Linked DNA regions of Homo sapiens: region 2 is linked to region 1. Evidence: chromatin contacts called from ENCODE Hi-C or POLR2A ChIA-PET data. All regions are on one chromosome and are shown on one strand. The core of a region is the stretch at or near the end of the contact, and the rest is flanking DNA. Distances in the headings are between cores, read along the strand shown. Region 1 has its middle 54 kb from the start of VANGL2. Region 2 overlaps ADAMTS4 (ADAM metallopeptidase with thrombospondin type 1 motif 4).

What was found. Hi-C counts contacts between places; a loop is a spot of excess contacts on that map. ChIA-PET counts read pairs that join two places held with the same protein, here RNA polymerase II (POLR2A). Pooled maps may share reads with other maps.
Region 2: a pooled map shows a loop between it and region 1 (2.5-fold over the local background). The contact joins two enhancer-like sites. A Hi-C loop is called at or near these places in 3 of 50 pooled maps. POLR2A ChIA-PET finds 5 or more read pairs at or near these places in 2 of 52 experiments (HEK293T and activated B cell).

What each region holds. Positions count from the first base shown.
Region 1 is chr1:160,450,631-160,457,820 of GRCh38, forward strand. No RefSeq gene overlaps it. Among named protein-coding and RNA genes, the nearest start is that of VANGL2, 54 kb to the left of the region's middle. RefSeq lists an enhancer at 2,763-2,812. Within about 2 kb of position 2,865, at least 2 of the 41 ENCODE cell types and tissues checked have a DNase peak (open chromatin) inside an H3K27ac peak, as active enhancers do.
Region 2 is chr1:161,180,953-161,188,142 of GRCh38, forward strand. ADAMTS4 (ADAM metallopeptidase with thrombospondin type 1 motif 4) reads right to left here. Exons shown (of 9, transcript NM_005099.6): 9 at 3,350-7,190. Among named protein-coding and RNA genes, the nearest start is that of B4GALT3, 7.0 kb to the left of the region's middle. RefSeq lists enhancers at 1,413-1,472, 3,797-3,996, 4,767-4,816. Within about 2 kb of position 5,024, at least 19 of the 41 ENCODE cell types and tissues checked have a DNase peak (open chromatin) inside an H3K27ac peak, as active enhancers do.

The sequences.
Region 1 (7,190 bases), core at 1,615-4,114:
TGTGTGTGTGTGTTCACAGGAATTCATTACATGTTTCTGGATATTAGTCCTTTGTCAGTTACATATACTGTAAATATCTGCTCCCAGTTGTGGCTTGGTTTTTACTTTCTTTATGGTTTCTTTAAGTAAAAGGATTTTTAAAAATTTAATGTATGTGTATGATTAGTGCTTTTTATGTCTTGTTTAAGAAATCCTTTTTTATGCCAAGATCATGAAGATATTCTCCTATATTGCCTTTTAAAATCTTTGTATTTTTGTCTCTTACATTGAGGTCTTTCATACTCTTAGAATTGAGTTTTGTGTATGGCGTCAGGTAGTGGGAGGAGGTCTAGTTGTTCCAGTGTGATTTATTTTTAAAAATCCATTGTTTTCCTACTGATACGCATTGCTATCTTTGTTATGTATCAGTTTTCCGTGGCTTTTTCCAGTGGGGTAATCACTGTCCCCTGTTCACTTTTGAGAACAATTGATGATTAACTTTATGTACTTGTTCTCTCCTCCGTTTATTTTTTCTATGTGGTTATTTTACAGATGTAGTATCATGAAAACACTACAGTGTAATCAGTATTATCTCTTAACTTCCTTGATTTAACTCTAGTCAGACTACCCATTCATGCCTTGTAAGTCCCCTTGGATGCTGTGTCCCCATCGGTGGCCTCGTCCCAAGTCATGCAAATCAGAGCTGCGTGTTTGGTAACTGTTATGAATAGTTGACTCTCAGGCTTTGATACCTGGGGAGAAGAAGGAGAAAATTCAAGTCACTAAGCAAATAATTTGGGCAGTGAACTAAAGGAGTAGTACCTGCAGAAGTTGCATACTAAGCTGGAAGCAAGAGGTTCTCCATCCTTTCTTTAGCTATTTTTTGTGTGATCCTGTTCTCAGTTTTCTTATTTGTTGGGCTACATGAGCTACACTATCTCTTTCACTTCTAAAATTCAAATGAGACTCTGTCACCATCTTTCTGTGTGACTATATGTATCTAAATATCTTTTTGGTTTTCCTTTCCATAGCTCCAGTTTCTCTTACAGAGACTATTTAGAGTGAGTACTAAGTAAATATTTGATTTCTTCCTGCTTTGGGTAGAACAGCGCTGATGTATCTAAGGAGGAAATGGAAAAGAGGACTCTTAGTTGATGAGAGTTGATGAGAAGTTTATGAGAAAGGGCGAAGAGCCACCCAGTCTGCCCCTGGGGTCACTTTGAAGCTTAAAACAATACGTCTTCTTTGAACCTGTTTCCTCCACTAGCAAATGAGGATATCAATAGCTACCTCACTTTATAAACTTGTTGGGAAGATCACATCAGATATTATACCTGTAAATAATAAAGTATCTTTTAAATGGAAACAACTGTATAGGCATTCACTAGGCATCCACTCTGCCACATCTTATTTGCATAGCTTCTTAAGGTTTCAAAGACCTTTCACACACATCTCACTTGACTCTTACAACCTACCTACTAAGGAGGCAAAAATGACAAGGAATAGTTGTGTTTGTCCAGGGGCACACAATCAGAATTTTAGAACAGATATTACCAGCTGTCTCGTTTACCTTTCCTAATCCTCATTGTACAAATTAAAAAGCTCAGGTTCAGAGAAGTTAGAAGACTTGGCCAGGATCACACACAAGTACACTATCAGGGAACATGCCTTCTTGCATCTACTCCAGTATTCCTCCCATGATACCATGTTGTCTCTAAAGAAGTTCTGGACTGTGAAATGCTTGAGGACTGGGATCATAAATCCAGCCTTGGTAATTTTGTTTCCAGATTGTAATTTTCCAGGCACCTAGCATATTTGCTATCCTTGCATTTCTTTCTTTCTTTCTTTCTTTTTTTTTTTGAGACAGAGTCTCGCTCTGTCGCCTAGGCTGGAGTGCAGTGGCCCGATCTCAGCTCACTGCAACCTCCGCCTCCCGGGTTCAAGCGATTCTCCTGCTTTGGCCTCCTGAGTAGCTGGGATTACGGGGGCATACCACCACACCCGGCTAATTTTTGTATTTTTAGTAGAGACGGGTTTTCACCATGTTGGCCAGGCTGGTCTCAAACTCCTGACCTCAGGTGATCCACCCGCCTCGGCCTCCCAAAGTGCTGGGATGACAGGCATTAGCCACCGCGTCCGGCCTGTCCTTGCATTTCTTGGTGGTTTACAGGATTATGACTTCTCCTTCTGTCTTTTCACTCACCCAATGTAATACACAAGGATCAATCATGCAAGTTATTATCAACTTAGTAAAAAGTGAGTAAATTTGCTGAATAAGATATGTTTTTTTGAGACAGCATCTCACTCTATCGCCCAGGGTGGAGTGCAGTGGTGTGATCTTGGCTGACTGCAACCTCTGCCTCCCAGGTTCAAGCGATTCTCATGCCTCAGCCTCCCGAGTAGCTGGGACTACAGGCATGCGCCACCATGCCTGGCTAATTTTTGTGTTTTTAGTAGAAATGGGGTTTCACCATGTTGGCCAGGCTGGTCTCGAACTCCTGACCTCAAGTTATCCACCCACCTCGGCCTCCCAAAGTGCTGGGATTACAGGCGTAAGCCACCATGCCGGGCCAGAATAAGATATTATATACCAAAATGTAAATAATCTTAGTTTTAGTGATTTTGGTCTACTTTACCGATAGGGCCTCTTGACACGGTTGATATCAAAGTGCTGCCTTGAACGGTTTTATGCGGTCCCTTGGACTTTCCCATTGATGTCTCCTAACTTTTTACTCTGTTGCTCTTTGTCCTTTACCCAGAACATGCTCCATAGCCATCCACCAGTGCCAGCCCATCTTTGAATGCTGTACTCAATTCCCTTGGCCTTTGCTTCTGCTTTAAAGCTGGCAGGCTTCTTTTACTTATATCAGCTTTCTGTTTGAACCTCAAATGCTCAAAAATAATTCCTTTTAAACATTTCCTGCCACCTTTCTTGGATACTAATGTAGTTCTCAGAGTGTATGGGGGATTACTCATATAAAGCCTCAGTGCTTCAAAGTGAGGAATAACTGTGTAATAAATAGATCTGGCCGAGGATGAAATGAGTGTTAAACAAGACAGTCGCTGATATCACCGGACGTTGTCTAGCTAGGCTGGGTAACTACCCATCAGACGTGTTACAGAGGCATTTAAACAGGTGATGGGAGTTTAAGGTGGCCTTAAGAGCTTTCCGACACTAAAAATGTCGTGATTCTGTGTTAGCAAATTTACTAGCAGATTGACTGCTCTTCTACTTTTATGAGTCTCCTAAACTGAAAATGGGCATGAGGGATCTTTTTGGGATGGTGAAATGTTCTAATATTAGACTGTGGTGATGGTTGTCCAACTGGATACATTTACTAAATATCGTTGAACTGAATACTTCACACCAATGATTTCATGGTATGGGAATTATGCCTCAATAAATCTGTTTTTAGAAAGTCTCTTAAGACTATAACTGCCATATTTTGAAAACAATGTATTTATTTTAAAACATACATTATATAGGTTTAAAGTGTATGCTAATAATTTATACACTTTTAAGAGGCTAGATATTCAAATAAGAAGTTAAATTTAATACCTGGAAAATTATCTAGAATATATTAAAATGATGCACACTTAAACATGGATGTAAATCACTACCAAAGCTGTTGCCCTATTTTAAAAAATTATTTAGTTAGTTTTAAATTTACATACAGTAAAACTTATTCTTTGTGGTATATAGTTTCATGGATTTTTGCAAATGCATATAGTCCTGTGACCACCCTCACAATCAAGATGCAGAACAGTTTCATCACCCTCAAAAATTCCCTTGTGCTACCAATTTGTAGTCATCCTCTCTCCCCACCTGCAACTCTGGCAACCACTGATGACTTCTCCGTCATTATAGTTTTGCCTTTTCAATGACATTATACAATATATACAGTTTGAAGAGAGATTTTCAAACTTAAAATTTATTCATTTTAATAGTTGAATTATGAAAATAATGGTTATTTTGGGGTTGGAGGGATTTCCCTGCTGGTAACTAGTCAGATGAAGAAGAGTGAGGTAGACGGAGGCAGTATAAGACTAGCCTGAATTCAGTCACACTTGTAGAATCACAGGTGGTTAGACTTGGAAGGGTTTTTGGAGTCATTTAGCTAACATCCCAATATGAAGAAACTGAGGTCCAGAGGGAAGAATGAGTCTCAAACTTGCGCAACTGTGTGGAGCTGGCCTAGCCCTCAATTTCCCAATAGTCAACTTCAGTATGCTTTCAACTACTATACGCCCTGATTCGTACTATCAGTTTTGCCTGACTCTGAGTTCTAGCACAAATTCTTCCCCTTTGAAATTCCTCTGCCACATCCCTGATTGCTGATGATCAAAACAATACTTGATATTTATCACTAGCACTGGAAAAAAGGACAATTTCTGAACTATCATCTCATTAAGTTATGATTCCTGACTCTTTGCATCATGAAACCATAACTCATTCACGACTCTTAACTCATCATTACTGGATGGGTGTTCATTCTGTTATAGGCAAAATGCCCAAGAGAAAATATACAATCCAGAATTAAGTCATTTTGAAAGGCAAGAACTGGAAAGACCATTAGAAATAACTTGAGGTGGTTTTTAGGCATCCTTAGGCATCTCCAAAGTTCCCACTGGGAGCACCTCAGGAGAGGGGTAAGGAAAAGGCTCAGTGGTAGCTGTGCCACCTCCTCTGATAAAACCATTTGTGATCACTTTCATTCTTCCTGAAAGGCTTCCTGTAACATTTCTTACAGCGCTGATATGCTTGTGGTGAATTCTTTCAGCTTCTGTATGTCTACAAAAGTCTTTATTTTACCTTTTTTTTTAAGGTTATTTTCACTGAGTATAGGATTTTATGTTGACAGGTGTGTGTGTGTGTGTGTGTGTTTCCCTCCTTGCTTTTAAGATGTTGCTCCAGTGTCTTCTGGCTTGCATTGAGAAGTCTCTTTTTTTTTTTTTTTCCCCCAAGACTGAGTTTCGCTCTTGTCGCCCAGGCTGGAGTGCAATGGCCTGATCTCAGCTCACTGCAACCTCCCCCTCCCAGGCTCAAGTGATTCTCCAGCCTAATCCTCCCTAGTAGCTGACATTACAAGTGCCCCCCACCATGCCCGGCTAATTTTTGTATTTTTAGTAGAGATGGAGTTTCGCCATGTTGGCCAGGCTGGCCTTGAACTCCTGACCTCAGGTGATCCACCCACCTTGGCCTTCCAAAGTGCTGGGATTACAGGCGTGAGCCACCGCGCCCAGCCAAGAAGTCTGCTTTCATTTTTACCTTTCTTCCTTTGTACATATTGTGTCTTTTTTCTCTGTCTGCTTTTAAATTTTTGTTTTTATTAATGGTTTTAAGTAATTTGATTATGATGTTCCTTGGCATACTTCTCTTAAATTTCTTATGATTGGGATTTAGTGAGCTTCTTGGTTATAAGAATTTATAGTTTCACCAAATTTGGAATATTCGGTGACTATTTCAATTTTTTCCTCCCTTCCTTCTACTTAAAAAATTAAAAGATATTTTAAATTGAAGCAGCCATGAAAGTACATGTCAGGCCTTTTATTTTGGGCAGTTGATTGGTGACTCCAGCAGCTGTTCTCTGACTCTACCTTGTATTTCCACTGAAGCCAGACTTTTAATGGGCTGCTCCTAACCAATGATTAAATGTGGTACAAATGTGAATGCAGACCTTTTTCTGCAAGATGCAGACTCTTCTGATGGGTGACTTTGACTTGAGGACTCCCCATCAGCCTGGCTGACACTTTTATTTTTTTGAGTCAGAGTCTCACTCTGTCACCCATGCTGGAGTGCAGTGGCATGATCAGGACTCACTGCAACCTTGACGTTCCAGGCTGAAGCGATCCTCCCACCTCAGCACTGCCAGCCCCCACTCACCCTGCTGCACCGCCCCTTGAGTAGCTGGCACTATAGGCATGTGCCACCATGCCCTGCTATTTTTTTTGAATTTTAGTAGAGATGAGGTCTCACTGTGTAACCCAGGCTGGTCTGGAACTCCTGAGCTCAAGTGATCCTTCTGTCTTGGCCTCCCAAAGTGCTGTGATTACTTACAGGCGTGAGCCACTGCACCTGGCCTGAAACTATCTTAGAACAGTGCAGAAGTCTGAGACTATTCTTACTTAATCCTTCTTCCTTTCCTCTCTTTTTCCCAGGGTTCGCATCTACATGGTCTAAGGAGTTTCCCTATCATCTCCATCTCTATCTTCTTTTTCCTTCACAGCCATCTCCCCCAATAAATCTTTGGCATCTGCTTCCTGGAGGATCTGAGCTAACACGTTTATTATTACCATTATTTTATTTTTATTTCCCATCAGTATAAGATTTCACTTAAATAAAAGGTGGCTCACACCTGTAATCCAGCACTTTGGGAGGCCGAGGCGGGTGGATCACCAGAGGTCAGGAGTTTGAGACCAGCCTGGCCAACATGGTGAAACTCCATCTCTACAAAAAAATACAAAAATTAGCCAGGTGTGGTGGCACGCGCCTGTAATCTCAGCTACTCGGGAGGCTGAGGCAGGAGAATTGCTGGAACCCAGGAGGTAGAGGTTGTGATGAGCTGAGATCACACCATTGCACTCCAGCCTGGGCTGATAACAGCAAGACTCTGTCTCAAAATAATAATAATAATAAATAAAATAAAATAAAAAGAAAAGATTCCATATCTAAAAGTGTTTGAGAACTGGTGATCTATTTTTTACCATGTTATAGTTGAGGGACTGAAGCTTGGAGATCTCTTTTGGATACTAAGTTTCCAAACTGAAATCAACCTAAATTATGACAATAGTCAAGTCATAAAGGCTTGTTCTTTTTTTCTGGGGTCTTGAGGCCCTGGACCAAAATTCGGCACCAATGTCCTAATCATGACATTACTACTAACTTCTTTATAGTACATGACAAGCTACTTACCTTCTCTAATCTTATTAAAGGGCTTGGGTTAGCTTATCTATACAGACTTTTTAACTCTAAAATGTAACTTTATAGGTGAGAAAACTTAAATAATTTACCTGACCAACTATCCAAAAACTTGTTAGAGAAAGACTGTATGGATTGGATTTTTTTCTCTAATAGCCAATACAATGCTCAAGACTTTTTCTTGTATTGAACTGTCTTTGGGAAAATATCCTGATAAACCACTCATGGCAAAAGATGTGGCCATGGACTTCAGGAACCAATAGAGTTTTTAAAAAATGGCTGAATTGTTCTG
Region 2 (7,190 bases), core at 3,774-6,273, 730 kb after region 1:
ATAATGCTGGGTTTAAATACAATACCAACTTTGAAACCCATTGGCTGTGTACTGAGCAATACACTCTGGATTTCATCTGTAAAATGAACTCTAGCCTTAAGGGGTTTTGTGATCATTAGAACTATGGAAAACTTTTGAGCACAAATAGAAGCCAAGACAAAGCCTTGATTTTTTTTATTATAATTTTTTTTTTTTGAAGAGACAGTCTCACTATGTTGCCCAGGCTGGTCTCAAACTCCTGGGTTGAAGTGATCCTCCCGCTATGGCCTCCCAAACTTGATTTTTTGTTTGTTTTACTTTTATTATTTTTTATTATTATTTTTAGCTTCTGATATAGTATAACTCAAAAAGCCTTGATTTTTTAAGAATATCACTGTGTAGTGGAAAAGACAGACTTAAACAGATCATTGAAATGTGGTTCTTGGCCTGGCATCATGGCTCACGCCTGTAATCCCAACACTTTGGGAGGCCCAGTTAGGTGGATCAGTTGAGTTCAGGAGTTTAAGATCAGCCTGGGCAATATGGCAAAATTCCCTTCCAAGAAAAATACAAAAATTAGCTGGGCATGGTGGCTCACAGCTGTAGTTCCAGCTACTCACAGGGCTGAGGTGGGAGGATCACTTGAACCCAGGAGTTCAAGGCTGCAGTGAGCTGATTGCACCACTGCACTACTCCAGCCTGAGTGATAGAGCCAGATTCTGTCTCAAAGAAGAAAGAAAGAGAGAAAGAGAGAAAATGTGGTTCTCCCAGAGGACCCTTCCTTTGAGCCTCTGTTCCTCCATCGCGTTCTGTCTTACAGGACTGACCCTCACTTTCTTTTTTTTTTTTGGGATGGAGTTTCTCTCTTGTTGCCCAGGCTGGAGTGCAACAGCATGATCTGCAGCTCACCGCAACCTCCGCCTCCTGGGTTCAAGTAACTCTCCTGCCTCAGCCTCCCAAGTAGCTGGGATTACAGGCATGTGCTACCACGCCCGGCTAATTTTGTATTTTTAGTAGAGACGGGGTTTCTCCATGTTGGTCAGGGTGGTCTCAAACTGCTAACCTCAGGTGATCTGCCCACCTCGGCCTCCCAAAGTGGTGGGATTACAGGCTTGAGCCACCGCGCCCAGCCTTCACTTTCTGTCTCCTTCTGTATCTAACCATCTTCTTTTTTAGAGTCAGAGACTCACTCTGTCACCCAGGCTGGAGTGCAATGGCATGATTATAGCCCACTGCAGCCTTGAACTCCTGGGTTAAGGTGATCCTCCTGCCTCAACCTCTCAAGTAGCTAGGACTACAGGTGTGTACCTAGCTAATTTAGTTTTTTGTGGAGACGGAGTCTCACTCTGTTGCCCAGGCTGGTCTTGAATTCCTGGCCTCAAGTGAGCCTCCTGTGAGCCACCACAAAGGCCTATCTACTATCTTCTGGCCATTCCTTTACATTAATTTGTAAGCTCCCTGTTTTCAAGAACCTTCCCTTCTGCTCTGTCTCACCCTGGCCACACCCTGGACTTAGTCATCACCTAGAACTGTTATGTTTCTGAAAACTTAAATTTTAACATGCTGGTTTCCACCACAACATCCTGTCTTTCAATATTCTGAATAAATCCTGGGGCCCACACTGGCCCAGTCATGGCACATAACACAATAGAAGAAACCCAGTTTAGTAATCAAAAACTAATTTAAATCTCTACTTAATTTCTCAAGGAAATATCAGAGACAGGGGAAAGGGGCAGTGGATTAGGAGCACATTTTAATGGACAGCCCAATGTCTTTAAAATCCTCTGTCTCGGCCGAGCGCAGAGACTCATGCCTGTAATCCCAGCGCTTTGGGAGGCCGAGGCAGGTGGATCACCTGAGGTCAGGAGTTCGAGACCAGCCTGACCAACATGGTGAAACCCTGTCTCTACTAAAAATACAAAAATTAGCCGGGTGTGGCAGCACACGCTTGTAATTCCAGCTACTCGGGAGGCTGAGACAAGAGAATTGCTTAAACCTGGGAGGTGGAGATGGCGCCACTGCACTCCAGCCTGGAAAACAGAGGGAGACTCTGTTGCAAAAAAAAAAAATATTCCTCTCCCTCTTCCATTCAACATTTTCTACTTGGATGTTATTTCTTCCCAAAACTATCCCTTCCAACTCCCCTCAGCCTACACTGTTGTTCCAGATCTCTCTCCCACTCAGCTCTTTCTCTTACCATATTATCCTCCAGTTTCTGGTTTTCTGGTCTGTTCTCTTTACCTCTTTACCTCACTTTGGTTTTGTATAACATAGAAGAACCTGAACCTGACCTAGCAAACAGAAATCATGCCCCCCTGACACCCTCCCACCATCCATGGGTTCCCTGCAGTCTTACAGCTTTCTTTTTTTTTTTTGGAAACAAGTTCTCATTCTGTCACCCAGGCTGGAGTGCAGTGGCACAATCACAGCTCACTGCAGCCTCCACCTCCTGAGTTTAAGTGATCCTCCCACCTCAGCCCCCACCCCATTCCCTGAGTAGCTAGGACTACAGGCGTGCACAAGCACACCTGGCTAATTTTTTTTTTTTTTTTTTTTTTTTTTTTTTTTTTGAGATGGAGTCTTGCTCTGATGCCCAGGCTAGAGTGCAGTGGCATGATCTTGGCTCACTGCCACCTTTGTCTCCCAGGTTCAAGCAATTCTTCTGCCTCAGCCTCCCAAGTAGCTGGGATTACAGGTGCCCACCACCGTGCTGGCTAAATTTTGTATTTTTAGTAGCTATGGGGTTTCATCTTCTATCTACTAGGCTGGTCTCGAACTCCTGGTCTGGTCTCGAACCAGAGACCAGATTCTCAAACCAGGCTGATCTTGAACTCTGACCTCATGATCCACCTGCCTTGGCCTCCCAAAGTGCTGGGATTACAGGCATGAGCCACTGCACCCTGCCTTTTTTTGTATTTTTTGTAGAGACCAGGTTTCATCATGTCCCCCAGGCTGGTCTTGAACTTCTGGCCTCAAGTGATCCTCCCACCTTGGCCTCCCAAAGTGCTGGGACTACAGGTATGGGTCACTGTGCCCAGCCTTACTGCTCACTTCTAGAAGGAGAGACAGGCACCTCCTCCAGAAACACTTCTGTGGCCTCATATTCTGTGCTAGGTGCCCCTCCTTGATCATGGCACCTATCACAGAAGTCTGAAATTTTTGTCCTACTTGACTGTCTCAGCCACCAGATTGTGAACTCTGAGGATTAGGACCATGTCTTTCCTTTTATCATCCCTTCAATGTAAGCCAGAACTTTTTGCACAAATTTACAAAATGGCCCTTAGATCTGACCTAGACAGTTCCTTGATATAACTGTTTTCTCACGTGAATGCAGGGGTTAGAAGTCAGGGAGCAGACAAAGGAAGAGATATAAGGAAAGGAGAACTGGCCTTTATTGACCACTTACTAAAAGCCAGACACAGTGCCAAACATTTACATCATCATATTCTTAAGTCTGGACCTCTCTATAAGGCAGGTAATAGTACAAACGTTTTGTAGGTAAGGAAACTGAGGTTTACAGAGATCAAGTAATTAAGGTTGCATCATTACAGGTAAGTAAGTAGCAAGGCTTAGATTCAATTTGACTCCAAAAATCCATGTCCTTTCCACATGCTGTGGAATGTTTACAATGTTTACAACCCATTGGCTTATTTATTGAACAAATAAATGGGATAAACAGTCAATTCTCAATGCACGATTAGGTCAATTAATATCTTTTACTCTTCAGATCCATTTTCAGGTGAAAATTCTTACATTTTCCGCTCCCTACTACTTATTTGCATCTATATTATCAACAGAATGTGTTGGCCAGGCACCCTGGCTCACACCTGTAATCCCAGCACTTTGGGAGGCCGAGGCAGGCAGATCACTTGAGCCCGGGAGTTCAAGACCAGCCTGGGCAACATGGAAAACCCCGTCTCTATACTAAAAATACAAAAAATTAGCTGGGCATGGTGGTGCATACCTGTAATCCCAGCTACTTGGCAGGCTGAGGCAGGAGAATCACTTGAACCTGGGAGGTGGAGGTTGCAGTGAGCCGAGATCACGCCATTGCACTCTAGCCTGGGTGACAGAATGAGAATCTGTCTTAAGAAAAAAAAGAAGAAAAAGAAAGGCAGGGGGGGAGGGGGGAGGGATAGCATTAGGAGATATACCTAATGCTAAATGATGAGTTAATGGGTGCAGCACACCAGCATGGCACATGTATACATATGTAACTAACCTGCACATTGTGCACATGTACCCTAAAACTTAAAGTATAATAATAATAAAATAAATTTTAAAAAAAAGAGAGAATGTGCTAGTGTGTCTCTGTGAAGTTGGATGTGTGTTATGTCAATGTGTCACTGTTGGTGTGGGTGTATGGTGCCTGTTTGTTGTGCCAAGACTGTGAGGGATACTTAATCTACTTCCTCCCCTCCCTTTCCTTCCTAATGCTACTTAAGTACCCTGGGTCTGTCCCCATGTAAGATCCTGCCTGGGGAAGTTGTTCAGTGTTGTTGCTCCCCCGCCTTCCCTGACCCCCCTCTTTCTGAGCATTTTTAGCACTCGTGGTTTCCTCCAGCTGTCATCTGGTTTCTCGTGGTGCCAATGATTTTGGCTTGGCCCCAGCAACAGTCAATGGGGAAGGTACTCAATTGGTTCAGAAACATCCTCTCAGCCAATAAAATGTTAATACATTGAAATCCACTTTCTTCTCCCTTCCTCCCCCACAAGCCCTGACCAATGAGATGCTAGTTTTGTCACTTACTGCCAATCTGGTATTTTAGAAAACAAAATACTGTAATACTGTATGAAGATTACAGAAATGAGACTAGAGATGGAAGAGAAGTGTAAATGCCGATTCCACAGCACACTCCAGGAACCCTGGCTGTCCCACCTCCATTACAAAAATAGTGGCTGGACAAATGTCCAGATTTCCTCTGTTTGAACCACAGAAGCAGAGAATCTCAGGGGCAGAAGGGACTTTAGGAAATTGGCCCAACTTATTGCTTCAACTTCCTCCCCCACCTCAAACACATACTCATGCACAACACTTGCCATCTCATAAAATGGTTGTCCAAACTCTTCTTGAACTTCTCTAGGGACAGGGTTCTAATCCCTTGTCATTCAATGCCTTTTCTTTTTCCATTTCCTCTTTTCATCTCCAGGACCAGATACTTGAATTGTTTCAGTGCCTCCTTACTTCCTGTTATTACTGTTTCTGTTCCTCCTTATATATCTACACCCCAGCTCAGGCCCACGAGGGCAATAAGTAGGCAGATGGGAAACAGAGCTCACTGTGGCTCTTACAGGGAGATATGTGCCCCCCCACAATCCCATCCCTAGCAAGAACTTGTTGGACTCCTATTAGGTAAAGCCTACCTACAATCTGGGTCTTGGAGGTGTGGTAAGGCAGAGACCATTCCAGAAAAGGGTCAGGCCTTGCCTGGGATTGAGGGCTGAGATGCCCATCACTTCTCTTCGATGAGCTAGCTCTCTCTGCCCCTCTTTCACTCTAGCTCCTGCTTACTTACCCAATCACAGAGGTGGCCCCTAAGCTCAGTCTCATTTTCAGAAAAACTTACTTATGCCAGTGAGAACCCTACTTGGTGAGCGAAGGGCTTTCTCTTAAAATAACAGGCAGAAAAGTGATTTAAAAGTGAATCTACACCTGTAGTCCAAGCTACTTAGGAGGCTGAGGTGGGAGGATTACTCGAGCCCAGGAGTTCAAGGCTGTAGTAAGTTATGATGGTGCCACTGCACTCCAACCTGAGCCACAGAGCGAGACTGTCTCAAAAGAAAAGGCCAGGCATGGTGGTTCACACTGGTCATCCCAACACTTTGGGAGATCGAGGTGGGAAGATCCCTTGAGGCCAGGAGTTCAAGACCAGCCTGGGCAATATGATAAGACCTCGTCTCAACCAAAAAAAAAAGTAAATTAGCTGGGTGTGGTAGCTCGTGCCTGTAGTCCTAGGTACTCAGGAGGTTGAGGTGGGAGGGTTGCTTGAGCCTGAGAGTTCAAGGCTGCAGTGAGCCAAGATCACACCACTGTACTCCTGCCTGGTCAACAAAGGGAGACCCTATCTCAAAAAAAAAAGTGTATCTCCATGAACATTAAAGGAAAGTGAGAAGGGCTATCATGATGACCTGTTCTCCAGGGCCCAGCCCAAGGTAGCCCTCCATAACCCTCATAGTCCATTCAGTTCAGGGCTCATTAGGCTCTTATCTTCTAGTCCCTTTTACTGTCCCATTGCTTCTGTTTGCGGGGAAGGTGGAGTGGGAGCAGTATACAACCTCCCCTGCCCAGAATGCAGTGTGAACCCCTTTAGGACAGTCGTATATATTGTTTGTATTTGTACCTTACATCTACTTATCACAGAACTCTGCTCATTGTACCATCAACTCATAGTATCAAGGTCCATAAACATACTATCTGTGGTCTCATTTTGCAAACTAGATGAAACGAGTAAAGATCACTATTGTCTTGTCTCCATCTTCTTCAGCCTGGTTAGTAGGAGGACCACAGGAAGGGCCAGGGGGCCAAGCCTAGCAGGGAGAACCGTGTTTACTGGAGAGAAGAGAGTGTGGGCAGTCTTTTCTCATTGCTGCAGAGGAAGCAGGCGCTGTGCTGGCTGGTGTAGAGTACAGGGTGCTGTATAAGGCACTGCCTGGTACAGAACTTGATTAGCAAAGCCCAGATCCAGTAAGCATAGCACATATAACCACTACAACCTCCATGGCCTGCCTCAACCCCATAGTCCCAGCTTCACATTCCAAGCAGTATTTGGCATCCCAGCTAGGGGCTGCTATGGCAGAGTGAAGTGCCTTTGGTTCCCCCATTCTTCACTCTTCCACCTCAACCTCAGGGTCTTCTTTACCTATAGTTTCTCCCACAACCCCACATCCAGTACCTTCCCCAATCCCTAGCAGTCCTGCGTCTGCCTCTCAAAACTCCAAATTCTTGCAGGGTCTACCTACCACCCTTGCCCATCCCTGTTCCATCCATGACACATAGAGGACTGCCCAAGTTCTTTTTTTTTTTTTTTTTTTTTTTGAGATGGAGTCTCACTCTATCGCCCAGACTGGAGTGCAATGGCGCAATTTCGGCTCACTGCAACCTCCACCTCCCAGGTTCAAGCGATCCTCCTGCCTCAGCCTCATGAGTAGCTGGGACTATAGGCGCTTGCCACCACACCTGGCTAATTTTTTGTATTTTTTTTTTAGTAGAG